Regions from separate parts of the Homo sapiens genome. Here region 1 is linked to region 2. A link is an interaction called in ENCODE POLR2A ChIA-PET data of the cell type or tissue named here. Cell type or tissue: GM12878. All regions are shown on one strand. Links, peaks and the distances in the headings refer to the core of each region. The heading gives the core; the rest is flanking DNA.

Region 1 (5,378 bases), core at 61-5,060, 79 kb after region 2:
TGGAGGAAATCCACTTTTTGAGATAATGTATTTCTTAATAAAACACCTTAGTTAGGCAGCTGAAGCAAAATGGGTACATGTTTGTGGGAGTTCTTGGGGCCCTGGGGAGTAAGCATCTCACCACTCCAATACAGTGTATGTCAACAGTGGGAAAATGTCCCGAGTAAGAGTGTAAAATTGTTGAAGGATGCTTCTCTTATAATCTTATTTGTTTGACCCTGAAAACGTAAGTTTATTATTATTATTTTTGAGACAGTCTCACTGTGTCACCCAGGCTGTCACCCAGGCTGTAGTGCAGTGGCACGATCGCACACCACTGCAGCCTTAACATCCTGGGCTCAAGCCATCCTCCCACCTCAGCCTCTCGAGTAGCTGGGACTACAGGCTCATGCCACCACGCCCGGCTAAGTTTTTGTATTTTTTTGTAGAGACCCAGGCTGGTTTTGAACTCCTGAGCTCAAGCACTGGGATTACAGGCATGAGCCGCCGTACCTGGCCCATAAGTTTATTCAGTTTTGTTTTGTTTTGTTTTGTTTTGTTTTGTTTTGTTTTGTGATAGGGTCTTACTTTGTTGTCCAGGCTGGAGTGCAGTGGTGTGATCGTAGCTTACTTCAGCCTTGACCTCCTGTGCTCAGGTGAGCCTCCCAAGTAGCTGGGACTACAGGTGTGTGTCACCGTACCTGGCTGATTTTTCACACTTTTTGTAGAGATGATGTCTCACTATGTTGCCCATGCTGGTCTTGAACTCCTGGGCTCAAGTGATCCTCCTACCTCAGCCTCCCAAAGCACTGGGATTACAGGCGTGAGCCACTGTGCCTAGCTCGTAAGTTTATTCTGTGATCCGGTAGGTTGGTTATGGTTTCTTTCTGTTGTTGTTGTTTTTCCTGTTTCGTTCCCTTGCTTGCTTATTTTCCCTCGCTTGCTCATGCCCCTTCATCGCTCTCTAACTTTTTTCCCTTTTTCTTACCCCGACTTCTACCTGAATGCTAGGCGCTGGGCTAGGCTCTGGGGAGTCATTGGTGGATTATACAAGCCTGGCCCGTGACCCCATTCAGCTTGCAGCCTAGTGGGGAAGGCATATGGGCATTTGCAACATGGAGTGACAGATTCCATGGGCCGATGCACGGTAATTGGGGGTGCACAGGCAGGGACTCCAACCGCGGGCCTCAAGGATGGTTTCTGAGTTGAGCTCTGATGGGCAGGGATGAATGAATGGTGGGGGCAGGGGAGCATGTCATGTTAGCGTCTCTGGGTGGTGGAAGATATGAGAATGAATTGGCAGAAGATCCATCTGGAAGGATGGAGAGAGGGTCATCATAGCTCATAGTAGAGAGCTGGCGGGGAGTGATGGAGTCGGGGCTGGGAGGTCAGAAGTAGCCAGGCAACGTTGGATGCTGAAGCCTTATGAAGGAATTTTGCCATTAGGTTAAAGATGGCGAGAAGCTGGGGGTACAAAATTCATCAAATAGGAAAGGATATAGCACCTTTGTGCTATACCAACAAATAGGAAAGGATATAGCACACTCTGTCCCCCAGCCACTCTGTTTCTGTCCTTGCAGGTAGCTGCTGTTATATGTGCACCTACTGGTCTTTGGCTCTTCTTTGTTTTTCCTTGTTTTCATTTAAGCATCTGTCCTAGAGATGGGTTGGATGGTGTTCCCCCTAAATTCATACGTGGAAACCCTAACCCCAGTGCCTCAGAATGGGACCTTATTTGGAGAGAGGGTCTTTACGGGGATGATCAAGTGAAAATGCGGTCATGAGGGTGGGCCTAATCCAGTGTGACTGCTGTCCTTATATATAGGAAGAGGAAATTTGGACACAGACACACGTAGAGGGGAGATGATGGGAAGAGACTTAGGGAAAAGGCAGCCAGCTGCCAGAAGCAAGGAGAGGCCTAGAACAAACCCTGCCACCACAGCCCTCAGAAGGAGCCCATCCTGCTGCCACCTTGATCTTGGACTTGGAGCTTCCAAAACTAGAGAATAAATTTTGGTTATTTGAGTCACCCAGTTTGTGATACTTGATTATGACAGCCCTAGCACGTTAATGGCCATATCAAGAGTAGGCAAGAATATGGATTATAAATTATGATATCTGCTTTCTTCCATTTAAACTTTTAAATTCATTTAATAAATGAAAGCTTCAAGCATGCAAGACATAGATACTGTAATGAATTCCCACACAGCTTCCACCCAGCCTGAATTAGCTGCAGCCCATCTTTCTTCATGCTGCCCCCGTCCACTTTCTCCACGCCCTCGTGCTGTTTGGAAGCAAATTCCAGACATCATTAAGTAGGTCACTATCTCCAAAAGATAAGGACTACATTTAAAAACAAGCACATGACCATTATCACTCCAAGGAGAAATGAATTACATTTTCTTAATATGGTCAGTTAGTGTTCAGATTTCCAATAGCCTGAAATGTCATAGTTTTTAAAATAGGTTGAATCATGATTCAAATAACATCCATATGTTGGAATTGGTGGGTAGGTCGTTTAAGTCTTTTAATGTTTGCCACTCTCCCTCTCTTCATCTCTTTCTTTTTTACATTTTCCTAGGCTTTTCTCCCCAAGTGTTTTTCACAGCCTGTGTTTTGCTGATTACATTCTTGTGGTGGTATTTCACATGTCTCGCTATTCATAATGTTTCCTATACATTGACATTTGGATCTAGGTGGTTGATTAGATTCAGGTTTGATATTGTTTTTGTTTGCTTGTTTTGGGCAGTACTGTTGCATAGGTGGTGATGTGTTTTTCTGTCAGGAGATAATGTCTGTCTTTCTGTGTTATCAGCTATTGATATAAATTTCATGTGTCATAAAATGTTATTTTGGATTAAAAATACGATTTAAAAACGTGAATTCTTAATTATTCTTAGCTTTCAGGCCATACCAAAACAAAAACTGTGGGCAGGATTTCACCCAGTGGCCACAGTTTCCTGATCCCTATTACCCGAAGAGAGCAGCTGCTTAGACCACAGGGGTACCAAAGTTCAATGTTACAAAACTGTGATACATTGTTTTCTAAGGTAGTTGTGACACCAGCAGTGAATAAGCAGCTCTACTTCCTGAACCGAGGTCTTTACATTAGCAGTTCACTTTAAAAGAAACCAGGGCTCTTTGGGGAAATGATTGATAGGAGGTTTGAAACAGAAACTATAAAAGATGAGCCTGGAACAACCCAGGGAACAAGAACTCCACCCAGGCCTGCCGGGACCCTGTGGGAGGGCTTGGGAGCAAACCGCTTTAGAGGCCCTGCTTGCCAAAGACAGGACAATGGGAGTGTCAATCAGAACAACCACAACGGATGGAAGCCTGTGGGTGCTTTAAATCCATTAGCTCATGATGATACCACAAAACAGTGACAGCAGCTCTCTGAACTGGTCACTGCCAGAGGATGCTAGTGAACCAACTTTTTTTTTTTTGAGACGGAGTCTCACTCTGTCGCCCAGGCTGGAGTGCAGTGGCGCAATTTTGGCTCACTGCAACCTCTGCCTCCTGGGTTCAAGCAATTCCCCTGCCTCAGCCTCCCGAGTAGCTGGGACCACAGGCGCGCGGCACCACGCCTGGCTAATTTTTTGTATTTTAGTAGAGACGGGATTTCACCATGTTGGTCAGGATGGTCTCAATCTCCTGACCTTGCGGTCCCCCGACCTTGGCCTCCCAAAGTGCTGAGATTACAGGCGTGAGCCACCGCACCCAACCACCAACTCATTTTTTAAAAACTGGCAAAGAGAAAGATTGAAGTATCTAGTCTGCCTTTTCCTTATGACTTGAACCACTGGGTAACCAAATAGTAAATGTGAGGAAATTTCTCTTTATAAAAGCATATCCACTAGTGACTGAACAAGGAATGACAACATTAGGATATCCAGCATTTTGTAATCCCTAATGGATCTAAATATTGATCATCATTTCTTTTTATCTGTGGCCTTTAATTTTTTTTTTAATTGAATCCCAAAATGGCTTCACAGACAACTCTTTAGTTAATTACATATGGGTCCAGTTTCATCTGAGGTTCTAGAGATCGTGAATCAGATAATTGGGCTGGAGTTATAATGGTTGAATTAATAGGTGGTATTCCTGGCTTACCTTGAGTCATTACTGAGAAATTGCATTCTCCAAATTACCTGTCTCTAAAACAGATAATATGTACCTACCTCTTAGAGTTTCTCAAGTTTTCTGCTTATTGAATCAAGTTCTAGGTAGCTATTAAAATGCTTTGAAAACTATTAAATGAAAACTCACAGAATGTGCTGTAGACATGCCGGGTGTTTTTTAATCAGTGTCTTGGGGAAAGCATACGTATTCCGCCAGACCTCATGTGGTGCTTGCTCTCAATTTGTGATGGGAAAAGCTGCCTAAATGTATGGTGATGCCTGTTCTTGATGTTGTTTGGTAGATGACTGGCTCGACGTATGCCCTTCTCAGTGCTGTAGGCTGCATGTTAAAGCTGCCTTTCTTTATCAGGTTCTAACAGCTGCAGTCAGGAACTGTGTCAGGGACTGGTTTCTAGTTTGACCACGGCGGTATAGGGATTTTATTTGTGGTTCCTCAAGTCTAGAATTTACTTCCTCTCTGTGGTTTCTGCAAACCCATCTCACCTTCCAGCCTATGTTTGATTTCCTCATTTTATGGAAGTTTTTTTTTTTCATTGCTAAATAGAGTTTTTTTTTATAGCACAGTGCTTTTGGATTCATCAAAAGAAAAATACTTTAAAGTTTTAAAAAGGGGTAACTAAAAATGTCTACTTGAAGCTACCTAGTCAATTTCTGAGGCAGTAGTTTTAATGGGACTGTTAGATACTGAGGTTGAGTAAGTGTGGTTCACACTGAGGAAATCTAAGGGAGAGTAGGTGCCCTGCAGACCCTAGCAGAAGTAAGTGTAGCAGAGAGCTAGGGCAAAGCGTGGCATAGTTCATTGGTCTTAACCTGGTTATACTCTTCATACCTATCTAGTGACTCACAGAGGACACTTTCATGAATCAGATAATTAGGCTGGCATTCATACAGTCCTTATCCAGTTCTGTAATAAATAAGTAGTTTGTGATGCTTAAAAAAACAAAACAAAAACTCTGGGTGCAAGAGAGGAAAAAGTAAGTCAAGATCAGCTATGTGGAGTTTGAGGAAGTATAAACTACCCTAATTAATGACAGACTTGGGTTCAAAGGACAGTGGGCTGTTTTTAAGTGTTAAAGGTTAACCACATAGAGGCAGAGCAGTGGGGTTTCAAGGAAAGCGAGGGAGCTTGCACCCAGCACACCTAAACTCAGTCTGGCCTGCCACTGTCCCACCTGGGTTCATGGGCATATCAGTTTCTTCATCTGTGACGTGGAGCTGGTCGTATTACCTCAGAGGTATTGTGACAGCCAAATGAAA
Region 2 (5,378 bases), core at 227-5,226:
ACATTTTTCCTGCTTTTTGAACAAGAGGCCTGCATTTACATTTTGCACTGGACTCCACAAATTATGGAACCGGCCCTGTAGCAGAGTCCTCACCCCCAAAGACCCAGAAGACTTGGAAATGGAAAAGAAGCCCAATATTTTCCCATGTGATAAAAGGGCCAGGCATGTTTTTTTGGAGGCCAATTTTACCAGCCAGTCCTCTCCAGTCCAGACTATTCCCCTGAGATCACTGGTTTATCTTCCCCTCATCCTAACTGGTGGGCCTAACCCATTTTTACCCTGATTTTCCAAAATGACCCAGGGTTAAGAGAAGGAAACACAAGCCAAAGACTCTGAGAAAATATTTGCAAAACATATATCAGATAGAGGATTTGTATTCCAAATATACAAAGAACTGTTAAAACTCAATCATAACAAAATGGTGTCTGGGTGTGGTGGCTCACACCTGTAATCCCAGCACTTTGGGAGGCTGAGACAGGTAGATCACCTGAGGTTAGGAGTTCAGGACCAGACTGGCCAGCATTGTGAAACCCCATCTCTACTAAAAATACAAAAATTAGCCAGACGTGGTGGCACGCACCTGTAGTCCTGGCTGCTCGGGAGGCTGAGGCAGGAGAATTGGTTGAACCTGGGAGACGGAGGTTGCAGTGAGCTGAGATCATGCCACTGCACTCCAGCCTGGGCGACAGAGTGAGACTCTGTCTCAAAAAAACAAAACAAAACAAAACAAAACAAATGAATAACATATAAAGCTTTTTTCTTTTTTCTGCAGTCTCTCTATTGACTTGTCACAATATTTTTTATTTGCTCCCTACTATCATTCTAAGTAAAGAAAACTCAGAAATCTAAATTATTAGCATGAATTTACCATTCATCTTTACATTGTGTAACGCCAATTTTTTTTTTTTTTTTTTGAGACAGGGTCTTGCTCTTGTCGCCCGGGCTGGAGTGCAATGGTGCGATATCGGCTCACTGTAACCTCCACCTCCCAGATTCAAGCGTTTCTTGTGCCTCAGCCTCCTGAGTAGCTGGGATTACAGGCATCCACCACCACGGCCGGCTAATTTTTGTATTTTTAATAGAGACAGGGTTTCACCTTTTTGGCCAGGCTGGTCTTGAACTCCTGACCTCAAGAGATCTGCCTGCCTTGGCCTCCCAAAGTGCAGGGATTACAGGCATGAGCCATTGTGCCCGGCCCGAAAAGGGGGTTTCTTAAGATCAAAATCAGAAACACCTCCAAGCAAAAACGTGAACATATATTAATTCTAGGTGGAGGGTACATGAGTGTTTATTTTACTCCCTATAGTTTTCTGTAGGTTTGAACAATTCCACAATTTTTTTTTTAAAGTAGGGCTGCCAAATTTCTCTTTTTGTTTGCCAACCCACTCCTCCCCAGTTCCTGCCTTTTAAAGACAAGGAAAACCTAAGCCTGCAGGGGGTAGGGGGAAAGCGACAGGATTGGAAGCCATGGGGTGTGAGGTGGGGAAGCAGGCAGGTGGCGGGAAGATGAGACTAATTACCCACTTCCGGGATCCGGTTTGGCTCCGCCCCCGCCCTGCTGTATCCATGGTAACCAGGTCTCCTTCGCAAGGCTGGACCAGTCGCCACGACGAGCTCCGGGGCGCCACCGGTGGCCTCTCTGATGGCCCGCTCGGCGAGGGGTCCCCAGCTATGAATCAAAGGGGGCACTTCTTGAATATAAAGAACAGCGTTGTCCTGTCCCACTGGGTCCCTTGTAACTGCATCTGCCACCCTAGGACAAGAGCAAGTCATTTCAGAAACTTCACCTACAGCCATTAGCCATCAAAGGCTTGCCGGGCACTGCCTGGTGTCACGCACTGCTTGTCGCATTTATTATGGGTGTGTGTCTGTGTGGGGACCTCCAGATTCCGCAGGGACAAGTCACTTGGGGACTCCAAGAGAGGAGAGAGCTTCATAACCTGCCCGTGTGGACGTCTATCTAGCTACACGCCCACCCTTTTATAAAATGTTTTATAAATTGATCTTACTCTAAAAGTCACATGAATCTGTAGGAAATCTGGGAAATCATCTCACCACCCACGGATAACCACAGCTAACATTTTTTTTTTTCTGAGACAGTGTCTCACTCTGTTGCCCAGGCTGAAGTCCAGTGGCATGCTCTCAGCTCACTGCAACCTCTGTTTCCCGGGTTCAAGAGATCCTCCTGCCTCAGCCTCCCAAGTAGCTGGGATTACAGGCGTGTGCCACCATGCCCTGCTAATTTTTGTATTTTTGGTAGACAGGATTTTGCCATGTTGCTCAGGCTGGTGTCAAACTCCTGTGCTCAAGTGATCCACCTGCTTCAGCCTCCCAAAGCGCCCGGCCCACAGCTAACATTTAGATCTCCGTATCCTTCCAGTAACCCCTTTCCTTTCCCATTCACTTTGAGAGCTGGCGTCTTGCAACATTGGAAATTCATAGCCTCAAAGGAATCTTCTGCCAGGGCTCTGGAAACGAGTAGACATGAGTTACAATTGCAGCTTCTTTGCTTACCTGCCACCTTTGGCAAATGAATTAATTTTTCTACACCTCAGTCTTCTGACTTGTAATATGGGAATAATACTAACAGTATCTACCGCATATTCTTCTTCTTTTTTTTTTTTTTTTTTTTTTGGACACAAGGCCTTGCTGTCACCCAGGCAGTGAGGCAAACACGGCTCACTGCAGCCTTGACCTCCTAGGCTCAAGAGATCTTTCTCCCTCAGCCTCCTTGAGTACCTGGGACCACAGGTGCGCACCACCAAAAATTTTTTATTTTTATTTTTTGTAAAGACGGTCTCTCTATGTTGCCCAAGCTGGTCTTGAACTTCTGAGCTCAAGTGATCCTCCAGACTTGTTCCCTCAAAGTACTGGGATTACAGGTGTGAGCCACCTCACCCAGCTGGGGAAATGGTCAAATGCATGTAAAATGCTTAGCACAGTGCTGAATACCCAGTAAAACGTCAGTGGAACCACACCCCCTTCTTCAAGCACAGCAGCAAAGTATAGTGTGGTATAATTATAACATTCTGCAACATAATTTTAAAAAAATTTAACATAGCACGAGCATTTTCCTTATATCCTTAAATATTACCTAAGTATGATTCTTAATTATCACATGACTATTCAACATAGGGATGTATCCAATAATTTATTTAGCCAATTCTCCATCGCTGGACCCGGGGAAGGTGAGGGTTTCCTTATCTTTTCCTTTTCTAGACAATACTGCGGAGGAAATCCCTTATTGAATGTTTGATATTACTTTAATGTCTTTATGTTCAGGAAAGCCTTCCTCTCTCTAGGATCAGATCAACATTCTCCTAAATATGTTTAGTTCTTTTATGGCTTCATTAAATTTTAAAAAAAAATTTATTTTTATTTTTTAAGAAACAAGGCCTTGCTCTGTTGCCCAGGCTGGAGTGCAGTGGTGCAATCATGGTTCACTGCAGCCTCCAGCTCCTTGGGCTCAAACAATCCTTCTGCCTCAGCCTCCCGATAACTGAGACTACAGACACACATCACCATGCCTGGCTAAGTTTTAACTTTCTTGTAGACACGGAGTCTTGCTATGTTGCCCAGGCTGGTCTTGGACTCCTGGCCTCAATCAATCCTCTCACTTAGGCCTCCCAACACACTAGGATTACAGGCGCGAATCACTGCGTCTGGCCTGGAATTTATTTTGATACCATAAAGTGAGAGTTAAGAAGTCTAATTTTATTCTTGTTCATAATAAGCTAACCAATTGTCCCAGCATCATTTCTTGAAGCAGCCAATCTTTCCTCCTTGGTTTTCTTTTTTTTTTTCTTTCTTTCTTTTTTTTTGATACAGAGTTTCGCTCTTATTGCCCAGGCTGGAGTGCAATGGCATGATCTTGGTTCACTGCAACCTCTGCCTCCCGGGTTTAAGCAATTCTCCTGCCTCAGCCTCCCAAGTAGCTGGGATTATAGACGTGTGCAACCATGCCTGGCTAATTTTTGCATTTTTAGTAGAGATGGAGTTTCACCACTTTGGCCAGGCTGGTCTTGAACTCCTGGCCTCAAGTAAGCCTCCTGCCCTGGCCTCCCAAAGTGTTGGGATTACAGGCGTGAGCCACTACGCCCAGGCAATTTTGTATTTTTAGTAGAGATGGGGTTTCACCATGTTAGCCAGGCTGGTCTTGAACTCCTGGCCTCAAGTGAGCCTCCGGGCTCGGCCTCCCCAAGTGCTGGGATTACGGGGATGAGCTACTAGGCCACCTTCATTGGATTCTAAACTCATCCATGTAACTGGTTCTTTGTTGGGGCTCTTGGCTCTGGCTCCCAAAGACGTGCTGGATTTATATGTGGCAGTGTTGGTCACAAGCCATCAGTTTGTAGAGTCCCATGGAAACTCAACCTCACAGCACTGGCCACACGTGTCAAAAAGGAGTTGCCAAGTCTTAGGCTTTTCTCCAGCCGGTGTTGGCTGTCTTTGCTTCCTTTTTCCCACCATGTAAAATACTATATTTTTGCCAAGCCCCAAATCACGTTGTCCATGATCAGCCACCTCTACCCATGGCCATTTCTATGACTGAGCAATGTCTTAGCACTTATGTATTCAGCCTCCTCATCTGGAGCAGACTGTATTTTTCAAAGATGTCCTCATCAATATATTTATCTATCCTATGTGCTCTTTTTACAAATTGACTGATAGACCTCTCCTGAAAAGTGGAGTCTGTGTGCCCTCTGAACCTTTAATAGGTTCAGACATCTTATTTGGGATGATGAAAGAGTTATGGAAATGGATCACAGTGATGGCTGCACAAATTATTTTTCTTAGTTTTAAAGTTTTGTTTAGAGATAGGATCTTGCTCTGTTGCACAGGCTGGAGTGCCGTGGCGCTATCATAGCTCACTGCAGCCTCAACCTCCCGGGCTCAAGTGATCCTGCCCCCTCAGCCTCCTGAGTAGCTGAGACCACAGGCATGTGCCACCATGCCTGGCTAATTTTTAAAGATCTTTAGTAGAGATCGGATCCCAGGCTGGTCTTGTACTCCTGCCCTCAAGCAATTCTCCTATCTCAGCCTCTCAAAGTGTTGGGATTATAGGTGTGAGTCACTGTGCCTGGCCTTCAACTTTTTTTTAGTGGTGAATAGTAACTTACTAGTATATTGTAAATAATAGAACTAATAAGTGCAGGGCTCTCCTGTACATCAGAGTACCATATACCTACCTTGTGGTTAAAGACCTGGGTTTTGGATTTAGGCAAACTTGCATTCACATTCAGCGCCATATCTGTGCTGATCTTGGTGTGCTCTTGAGCAAGTTACTTGATCTCTCTGGGCCTTGGTTTCCTGAACTGTAAAATGGATAAAACAGAACCCTTGCCAAGAGTTGCTGGAGAATTGAACAAGGTAGGTGC

Evidence for each region. ChIA-PET counts read pairs that join two places held together with the same protein. Peaks named below come from ENCODE experiments on the same cell type or tissue, not always from the same donor. Only the 100,000 strongest peaks of a DNase experiment are listed, where the experiment ranks them.
Region 1: POLR2A ChIA-PET joins it to region 2 with 10 read pairs; 5 of 35 experiments call an interaction of 5 or more read pairs at or near these places.

Annotation. Positions count from the first base shown.
Region 1 is chr7:98,128,844-98,134,221 of GRCh38, forward strand. All of the region lies in intron 1 of LMTK2 (lemur tyrosine kinase 2), which reads left to right. Among named protein-coding and RNA genes, the nearest start is that of LMTK2, 25 kb to the left of the region's middle. RefSeq lists enhancers at 3,548-4,048, 4,608-4,657. In GM12878, for the core only: no CTCF peak of the experiment used is centred there; DNase peaks (open chromatin) are centred at 3,018 and 4,528.
Region 2 is chr7:98,049,767-98,055,144 of GRCh38, forward strand. No RefSeq gene overlaps it. Among named protein-coding and RNA genes, the nearest start is that of LMTK2, 54 kb to the right of the region's middle. In GM12878, for the core only: no CTCF peak of the experiment used is centred there; no DNase peak of the experiment used is centred there.